Regions from separate parts of the Mus musculus genome. Here region 1 is linked to region 2. The links are chromatin loops, found by intact Hi-C in ENCODE. Cell type or tissue: gastrocnemius. All regions are shown on one strand.

What was found. A loop is a pair of places that touch in the nucleus more often than their neighbours do. Peaks named below come from ENCODE experiments on the same cell type or tissue, not always from the same donor. Only the 100,000 strongest peaks of a DNase experiment are listed, where the experiment ranks them.
Region 1: a loop joins it to region 2, with 3 times the contacts of the local background. A loop is called at or near these places in 21 of 42 quality-filtered maps.

Annotation. Positions count from the first base shown.
Region 1 is chrX:35,995,047-36,000,046 of GRCm38, reverse strand. All of the region lies in intron 23 of Dock11 (dedicator of cytokinesis 11), which reads right to left. Among named protein-coding and RNA genes, the nearest start is that of Gm32904, 30 kb to the left of the region's middle. In gastrocnemius, a CTCF peak has its summit at 2,879 (motif pointing right); a DNase peak (open chromatin) is centred at 2,848.
Region 2 is chrX:35,886,422-35,891,421 of GRCm38, reverse strand. Dock11 (dedicator of cytokinesis 11) reads right to left here and starts at 2,590. Exons shown (of 53, transcript NM_001009947.3): 1 at 2,390-2,590. The coding sequence starts at 2,491. In gastrocnemius, no CTCF peak of the experiment used is centred here; DNase peaks (open chromatin) are centred at 1,540, 1,868, 2,103 and 2,731; H3K4me3 peaks cover 2,639 bases; H3K27ac peaks cover 1,924 bases.

The DNA.
Region 1 (5,000 bases), 110 kb before region 2:
TGATCTAATTTGCAAATGTGAAACAATAAGAAAATTAAGTAATGAGCGATATACTGGCTTGACTATATGCTTGTTGAAATGTGCACTTTCAAGACAAGAGACTGGCTAAGGACTCAATCCACCCCATTCTTTTGCTATTTGGATTCTGCAAGTTAATTAGACATGAATGCCTAACTCAAGATATCAAGTACAATTTATTTATGGGCTTGGTACGAAGACAACTGGCCTTTGGTAAATCTATACTCATTGTGGGCTGGGGGCTGGAAGATCTGCCTTCAGGTCATGCATTCTATATGTTTTCTAAGACAGTCTTAGCCTCCAGCCAGCCTGATGGTAAGTTAAGTGAGCTTCAGTAAAGAACATGTCTGTACATAATTTGCCTTATCCCACAGCATCTATCAAACTGAGATAGTTTTATATTTTAACATTCTTTTAAAGCTTTTATGTTTTACTTACTTTGTGTGTGTGTGTGTCTGTGTGACCATACATATACATGCATGTGGAAGCCTATGTGCATGTGTGTGATCAGATGACAACTTGCAAGAATTAGTTCTCTCTTCTATTACATGGGTCCTAGAAATCAAACTCAGATGGTCAGGCTTGTCACCTTTACCCATTGGGTCATCTGGCCAGTCCTCAACATTCTTTGAATATATTTATTCCACATGCTTACACTCTGACTCTAATAATGGTATTACAAACATCTAAATGTAGTGCTGATATATATTATATATTCATGTATACATAGAAATGTTACAGTCCTTCTTGCTACATTCCTTTCTTCTTTCCATAGTTCACTCGTTCCATCACTCCATGAGCCAAGCAAAAAGAAAAATCTAACTTTGCTGAGAAATTTTTTACATCTCTACACAGTCATCTTTTCTGCTGCCCCTTTCAGGATATCCCCTTGACATTTTTCTAGAACATCTATAGTTTCTCCCCATTCTCAATGTAACCAGTACATATTTCCAAATTGATGCCCACCCACCATGGATGCGGATTACATTAGACTACTTTCTACCAAAATGGTTTTCATCTTCTTTTTTCTATTAGTGCTGAAGATGTGACAGATTCCCACATGCTAAGAAAGCACTTTCCTATTGATCTACATCCTCAGCCATCTAGAATACGATGTCTTCCTGTTACTGTGAATAGTGGTCCTCATCCAGGGGTCACATGGTCTCTGTGAGAGATTAGCGATGTTTGGGGCTATTTTTGGCTCTCACAGCTTGTGCATGCATGCATGTGCTACCAATTTCTACTAGGTAGAGGCCTAGAGTTTTGCTAAACATTCTACAACAAAGAACTATCTTCTCCTAAATGTCACTAGTGCTGAACTTGAGGAATCCTGAGCTATGGAATTAAGTTGAACATACTGAAGACCTAGCCTGCATTTTTGAATCTTTAAATTGACTATTGTTCTTTAGAAAGCCAAACTAGCATCACCATTGCTCTTTAAATATACCATATGCTTTCCTTCATTTTGTTTTGTTCACAGGTTTTAGCCAATTCCCAATTACTCATCCAGGGCCAATTCAAATCCGCATGTCAGTGAACCCATTTCTCCTTCTCATCCAATGGAGCCGTACTGGATTTATTTCTAATAGCCAAACAACAGAGAGCAAACCAAACAATGTGTACACAGCTCCTACCATTAGAGAGTTCACTGTTGAAAGGGCAAAACCATGGAACTAAATCACTGCAGTACAAATAGCAAATAGTAGGACAGGTATGTGCACCACATGTACAAAAGAAGTGGCAATAGAGCCACAAGCAAATGTGAGCTAAGCAGAAGGGAAATACCAGGCAGACAAGGCAGATGTGCATCCCATGCAGGATGGAGCTCCCTGCTACCACTAGATAGCTATTATCTTCTATAATTTATTCTCAACAGTAGCCAGAGTGTCCTTTTGACATGCAAATTAGTTAATGCCATCTTGCCCTTGTTAAACACAAATCAAACAAAATCACTACAAAGGACATCATGGGCCTCCACGACCCATACAATTGTCAGGCTGAGTTCCAAGCAGCCTCGGGGCCCCCCTCCCCAACTCCCTGTGTTCCAGCTATGCTATCTTTTGCCTCCCTGCAAACACGCAGGTTTAGGGCACACACACTCACTGTAACAATCTCGTCTCACCTATGGCTGTCAGCCTTCCTTCGGTTACTCTTTAACCTGAAATTGGCATTTCCACAGACAAGCCTCTCCTAGAATGTTCTCATTAACCTGTTCTTTTTTTTTTCACAGCACTCATTTTTTCCCCTAAAGTTTATAATCTTCCTACCCACACAAAACTAGTTCGGTCCACATTTCCCCCAGTGACATTCCCAGCATCCAGAACAATACCTTGCCCATATAAGATGCTTAATAAATCTTTGGTGAATAGCTGAATAAATGATTAAGGCAACAGACGGCAAGGCAAAAATAGGAGTCCTTGCTCTACATGGGCTTCTCAATGATCTGAATCTTTAATACCTGCAACTCTGTATCAAACATGTAACATTTAATCACATCTGTCTTCCAACAGTTCTCTGCATTATGAAGAAGTTGCTAGCTAACTTACTTTCTGCACTGTCATTGCTTAGGCTGTAATATCCATGCTGACAATGTCTCTAAGTCATCCTCTATGCAAGCTCTATAGGAACTACATACATAACAAAGCTCAACTGCCATTTACAGGGATAACAGATAAAAAAGTTGACTGGGATGCTCATAGGACTAGGCATCAAGAGATGTGTCACAGGCTCGGCTCAGCTAACAAGTAGCTGGACCTCTGTGGACAAATCACCTTTACTTAAGACTTCTCATCCTCAAAAAGATACTTCTGTATAACCCTTTTCTGCACTATTTCTGCAATTGCATGCTATTTCACTTATGGCCACCAGAGGGCGTATGTGCATTGTATAACTCTTGTCATTCCACACCCTCAAAAACAAATACATTTTGTTCCATTTGAAGAATACCAGTATTTGAAAATGATGTATCTAACACCACTCTGTGAAAATTCTCACAGAGATCCCTCCAAAGGATGATCAATGAGTTTAACAGATAAACTGTCCATCCATATAGCTGCAGTATTCCTAGATAGTACTACGAACTGGATTTGAAACTTACATGACAATAAAAAATTAGAAAAAAAAGGAAAGTTACATTACTATTATAGTCCTTAATGCTAAGGCCCAGAGTCACTACTGATTGACTGTCTCTCTTGAATGAAAATTAAACATTTTTTTAATGCGGTAGGCAGAATAGTACTATAAAATAGTACTATAAAAACTAAAGTCAAGCCTGACCTAGTAGCTCTGATTTATAGCCGCAGTCCAGTCTGGTTCAGTGCAGTTTGGGAGGGTAAAGCAGGACTACTGGCAGTTCACAGCCTACCTGGGCTATATAGTGAGTTAAAGACCAACCTGGGCAACTTAACAAAAATATCTTTAGAAAAATAAAATACAGGTCCGAGGAGATAGCTCAGCGGGTAAGGTGCTTGCCAGTCAAGCATGAAGACCTGATTTTGATCTCTAGCACGAGCATTAAAAATCTGAGTATGGTGTTGCCGGCTTGTGATTCCACGGGTAGAGAAGATGCAGCCACAGGCAGATCCCTGGGGCTTGCTGGCCTGCACTAGTCTCCTTGGTGGGCTCAAGGCCAGTGAGAGAGTCTGTCTTCAAAACCAAGGTAGACAGCTCCGGAGAAACAGAACCTAAGATGGACCTCTGGCCTTCACATCCATGTACATACATGTTGCACACTCATGCTTACACACACAGGTACCCCCACACACGAACGTACACATATACAAAATGCCAGAAAGGGAGGCCGTAGCTGCATGGTAGGGTGTTTAAGTACCTGGCAAGCATGAGGTCCTGGGTTTAATACCCCTCAAAACAGCACAAGAATCAAAGGCACATTATGCCTCTCTCTGTCCAACTCCTGCAAGACTTGCTATTTGACTTGCAACAACAACAACAACAACAACAACAACAACAAACCTCTCCTCACTAGCCTCAGAGGCTCCCCAGATACCCTGAGGGCATGCCTTCCCAACCTCATACCAGCAGCCATATCACAGTCCTTCCTCCTCCACAATACATCAAACCAAGCTCCTCGGGGTCTCTGTACTAACTGTTCCCAGCTCTTCCCCAGCCAGACACTCGGCTGCCCTCGTCCTTTAAGTAGCTGGTCAAATATCACTTTGCCAGAGGCATCCTCTCTAGTAAGACAGAAAATCTACCACATTCCTGTCTCCCTATAGCAGCGGCTCTCAACCTTCCTAATGCTGTGACCCTTTAATACAGTTCCTCATGCTGTGGTGATCCGCAGCCTGAAAATTGTTTTTGTTGCTACTTCATTAACTGTAATTTTGCTACTGTTATGAATCGTAATGTTAATATCTGATATGCAGGGTATCTGATGTGGAACACCCCCCCCCCCAAGGGGTCGCAGCTCACAGGTTAAGAACTGCTCTCTATATAGCATCTATAATCATCTGAGGTGGCATCTTTACTTGCTCGTTTCTGTGTTCATTCCCTCCACAACACATGAAGGTCTTTAGTAAGATTCTGTTTTCTTTGCTTAGATCCCTGATGTGGGCTTCCCAGGAAGCACTCCGAAGTTAGTGTGTCATGAACAATCCGGACCCAGAAGATGAGGTGTCTTCGTCAAGCCTCACAAGCAGTGGGCATTAATTACTCTTATCCCCATGTGCCGGCTGAGAGAAGTGCCGTGACTTGGTAAAGGTTAATTACAGGCCTAGTGAATGACAGAGCTGCAGCGCAAAATCCGATTATGATTTCAGACCCATCGGCTCTATGTCACAGCACACTGGCTCTCGGCAAGGCAGGGTTCCTTAGATTACTGTTAGGCAGCAGCCAATGGGTAAAGGGAGATCCTGTAGTCTTCAAATAAAAGTGCCTCATATTCTCCACGGCCAAGCTCACTAACAAAGTCATGGAAAGAAACAACTGCGGCCAGGCAGGTCCTAGGATGCACCCCACAATCC
Region 2 (5,000 bases):
TAAATGAATAAAAGGTCCTAAAGCACCTAACATCATGTCTTACACAGTGTAAGGGCTCAATGGATTGATTTAGAGCACAAGAAACTTCTCATTCAACTCGCCCTCCCCTCAAGTCTTAATACACATCACATACCACAGAAATGAGTAGATTTCACTCCTCTACATTCCCTTGCATAAAAGCTAAAAAAAAAAAAAAAAAAAAAAAAAAAAAAAGAACCTAAGTAAGGTCAGCTAACCAGGAAACCCCGGCCACGGGCTGTAGCTCCAAGAGTCTTTCTCTATTAATAGATTTTTTTTTTCCAGCACTGCCAAGAATGAAGAGGTAGAAAGAAGCCACTGCACCTGTGCTGCACAAAAATTATAGGTGGCACATGTCTGTAGTCCTAGCATCCAGTAAGCTGAAGCAGGAGGACTAACACCAAGTACAAAACCAAAGTTCTAGCCTGGGCTACAGAGTGAGACCATGTCTCAAAACTGATCTTTTCAAAGCCTAAAACTTCAGAAAGAATAATAACTTTTTACTGTTGAGGGAGGCAGGTCAAATGCTGGTCAAATCCCAGCAGAGGTTGTCTGTGCCTCATATATTTTCTTGATACCATCTGTCCATCTTCCCTCTCTCTTCACATGCTATGGTAGGTGGCCAGCCACTCCTCAGAGAAGGTTTGCTTTATGATTTTAGAAAAGCCATCCTTGTGCTAGGCTGTCTGGATCACTTGCTAATAACCACTGAAGATGACAACCTGGTATAAAATGCCTTGCACACAGCTTGTGGTCCTCTCTCAAATGGCCCTGATGACAAGTGAGGTTCTGATCTGACCTCAACAGGTTCTGGCTCCAAATCTGGGTGAAATATACAATAAGCCAAATCCATTAAGACAACATTAAAGGTCTGGGTTTAGCCTCACCAAGCAGCAGGATTAAACTTCAAGGGTCCAGCCATGATAAAGACATTTCTTTAAAGTCCCTTGGCTCTGCACAGTTGCAGCTATTAGAAATCCGATTTTTATCTCAAAGGTACATATTTTACCTTTGATCCTCTTCCAGAATTCCCACTAATGTCAACTTTCCCCACTGTTAGGATCAGGCCCCTTGCCTTGCTTTAATGTTGGTTTTATTGCCGATTCTACAAGATCAACATAAAAATTACAGGGAAAAGCTGCGAGGTTCCCTTCCCAGGATAAGTTGTGCTAACAAAAAGCTCTCTCTTAAGTGCGGAGATTTAAACACAGCGAATGACATGAAATAATATAGGAGTGGAAAGAGACAAAAGCCAGCAAATCTCCTGCAAAACAAAGTAACAAAAAAGCACGCTAATGATTTAGTCCCACTGCTTATTTAAGGTTTGGTCCCTAGTCCAAAAAATTGGCAATGGGAGCCTTTAAAAGCAAAGGAGCAAGTGCCCCTTACCATCCAAGGCTTCCCTCCAGATTTAGACCATCTGAACAGGACTGATGAGGGTGCGCTGGCGTGCGGGGGAGGGGTGGTTCCCCGAGGGGGGTGTCAGAACACTCTCCAATCCCCATCCCCCAGCTCTACCCGCCGCCAAGACATCCCCAATAGTCTACGTAGGCGTCTGGTTCTAGGGTCTTCATCCTTACACAGCAACATCCAGTCCTTCCCACATCCTCTTGCCTCCAATCGCTCACAAGTCTTAAGAACCATCCTCTCCCAGAGGATACAGACTCAAAACCCACTCAGGCGCAGACCCACCCCCGTTGTTTCCAATCCTCTCCCTCTGTCTTAGTTGGCAGTACCCCTCAACACCCATCACCACCCTCCCTCTCCCCAGTAGCAGGAGGAAGTCGCTATGCTTCCTCTGTCCACATCGCCCGCCAGAGCTTGGGCGCCCTGGGCTTTTGGGTGGGGTTTTTTGTGTGTGTAAGTGAGTGTGTGTGTGTGCGCGCGTGTACCCGATGTGTATCCGCACTCAAGTATATCTGTGCTCATCGCATCCTTCCGCCTAGGCTGCCCCAGGTGCCCTCTTAAAGGGATCCGGATCTCCTCGTGCCCTAATCTCCAGCTCTTTGTGCGGGGGTCCGGGGGAGCGGGAGGTGCGATCTGAAGCTTTCAGCCGCCCCCGCTGGGGTGGAGACCCACTCTCCGGCCGCAGCTCTGTGAAACCCGCTGTGCCATTCAGCTTCCAGCCCAGCGCAAGCTGGTGGGGTAGCCAGAGCGCTGTCCCGTGGCGCCTGAGACTCCCACCCCCAGGCAGCCGGTTGCCAGAGCGAAAACTTAAGTAGAACAGAGGAAAAAGAGAGCTCCTAGCGCTCGACCGCAGCTGCGCCCATCCTGCCCGTGGTCTCCAGCGCGCGCGCGGGAAGCCACCGCGCTGCTCCCGGTGTGAGCGAACCCCCCCCCCCCCGGGACTCCCCGTCGCTCGACCACTCACCAGCACCACGGAGCCCCGCACGGCCTCCGACACGCTCTGGCGGAGCTCGGCTGCCGTGCCTGGCTTGCTCAGCCGCTTGGTGAATTTGCGCACTTCGGCCATGGCAGAGGTGGCGGGCAGGTCTCGGCGGGAGCGCTCAGTGCCCCGGGCCCGGGCGGCCGCTGCTGCTGCTGCTGCCTGTGTTTACACGCCGACGGGCCGGCCACATCTCAGCTCGCCGCCCCGCGCCCAGCTCCCGCGGCTCCTCCTCCCGCGCGCCGCTCCTCCCTCTTTCCCTCCTTTTTGCTCTAGCTTTTGCAGGCTCTGGGTCCTGCCGGGCGGCGGCGGCTGCTCCCTCTCACCAAGGGCCCCGACCTGAGTGGCCTAAGAAGGAGGGTGTGTCTCCTGGAGGGGGAGGGAGTGCTGGAGGTGGGGGCGAGGGTCACGCGGGAAGAGGGGGAAGTGGCAAGCACCCGGGCTCCGCCCGCAGCTGATGTTGCTGGTGCAGCCGCATCCGGGAGGCGAGATGAGGCTGCTTCTTTTTCCGAGTGTATGGCGCGGGAGGGGGTCAGAGGTGGGTGATGAAATGTCTCCAAGACTAGGGTGTGCTGGGGCCTCCAGAGACCTCTGCCTCCCTTAAGACTTCAGGAGCAGTGAGGCGGTGGGAAAAATCTCACTTGCCCCCAACCTGCAAGCCCCTGGGTCCCAGGCGGCTAGAGGCTGGGAAACAACATGGAAGCAGCATGCTCCTATTGTGTACTCAGCCTGGTTGGGTCTGCCCTATGTCAAAGGAAGGAAGAGCGGGTTTGCTGCAGGAAAGACTTGTCTGGGTCTGTACCCAACCCCCTTCATTTCCCCACCCAGGCATCCACTTCATAGGGCAACCAGGGGACAGGCTTCTAGAAGTGAGTCTTACCCAGGCAGGGATAGCTGGGTGGTGAGAGACCCCAGAGCCTTTGATGAATTGTGTGGTTCTGCAGTGATTCCAGAAGGAGTGGCCCTAGTGCTCACTGGGAAGGCTTTTGGAGGACCTATCAATCCTCTAGCTTTTACCTGTGCTCTGCAACCATCTCACCCTTTCCTTAATTTCCCCAGAACATCTGACTAGGTGTAAAGCATGCATGCTTAGACACAAACAAGGCCTTAATTCTGAAATGAAAGGCCCCACTTCATTTTTTTTTGTTTTGTTTTAAGTTTGAAATGGCCCATCACCAGGGGTCTAATCCTTTTTGAGGATTTCTACCGGTGCCCAAATGGCACTTTCCACACTTCTCAGGCCTTCAAAGAGCACACAGTCACACACCTACACAAGGACTTTGTTATGGAAACAAGAGCATGGGAATGGACTCCAGGAACCCAGAAAAGACCAAGTCTCCTAGCAGCAAGCCCATTTGGCCACCTTCTCATTGATCCTGATAAGGCACAGATGGAGGGTTCCTCCAGGACCTGGGACATGGAAGGGCTCTAAGGGACAGGCATTATCCTGCATGTTGACCTCACTCTGTGTGTGTGTGTGTGTGTGTGTGTGTGTGTGTGTGTGTGTGTTGGGGGTCGGGGTGGAAACTGTTACCTGCAGGTGGATCAGCACAAATTCATGCTATGTGTTCAATGAATGGTGAATATTTGTGTGTCTGGCTCCTAGTTGTTGACCTCCAGAATACTCTAGCATGTTTTCCCTTGCTAACTCCAGATTCACTGCTTCAGGTACAAGGCAGAGGCACAGGGCTTAGGAAAGAAAGGTAGTGCTCTAGGTACTGATGAATCATAATTGGTGAATATTAACCCATGTTCAACTCTCTACTGTACGATGGCATAGAATCCTACTCAGTTTGGGGCAATAGGTGTAAGACAGCAGACCAAGAGGACTCCTGGGTAAGTTCTCCACCTTGACAGAAAGAGAAGGTGTTTATTTCCCAGTCTATAGGTTCAATGTTCAGATCATGGAGCAGAGTCCAGTCCCCTCTGAGAATAAAGAGATGGCTTAGAGGTCAAGAGCACTCATTGCTCTTGCAGAAGCCATGGGTTCAGTTCCCAGCACCTGTATTGTGGCTCACAACGACCCCAAAGTACAGTTACAGGGAGATCACTCCAGTGTTTCTAACCTCTTCAGGCGCAAGGCACACATGTGGTACACATACACACATTCAGGCAAAACATTTACACACTATTGCTAAAATTCCTTCCTTGGGCAAGATGTAAACAACATCTATCCCTCCTGCTAAAGTCCCAATGACCCTCAAAGGTACAGTTCCTCCAAAATTCACCTGGGGGAACAAGGACCTTATTAGACTTACTTACAAAGCAATACATGAGATGTTAATGGCTGACATGAAAGCAGTAACATTGAAAGGTCTGCACCCTTCAGGGATGATAGCTTAACACAAGGCAGCAAAGTAGATGAATCCCCTTCCTTACTTATATCCTATACCTCTTCTGAGAGCTCCCAAGGCCATGTAAAATTAGGATACAGTTGTCCTTATATGTGAATTAAGGGGGTGGGGAGGTGTCTCATGAGTGGAAAGTAGAAGCAAGAAGCAAGGGCAGTGGTGGTGCAAGCCTTTAATCCCAGCACTTGGGAGGCAGAGGCAGGTGGATTTCTGAGTTCGAGGCCAGCCTGGTCTACAAAGTGAGT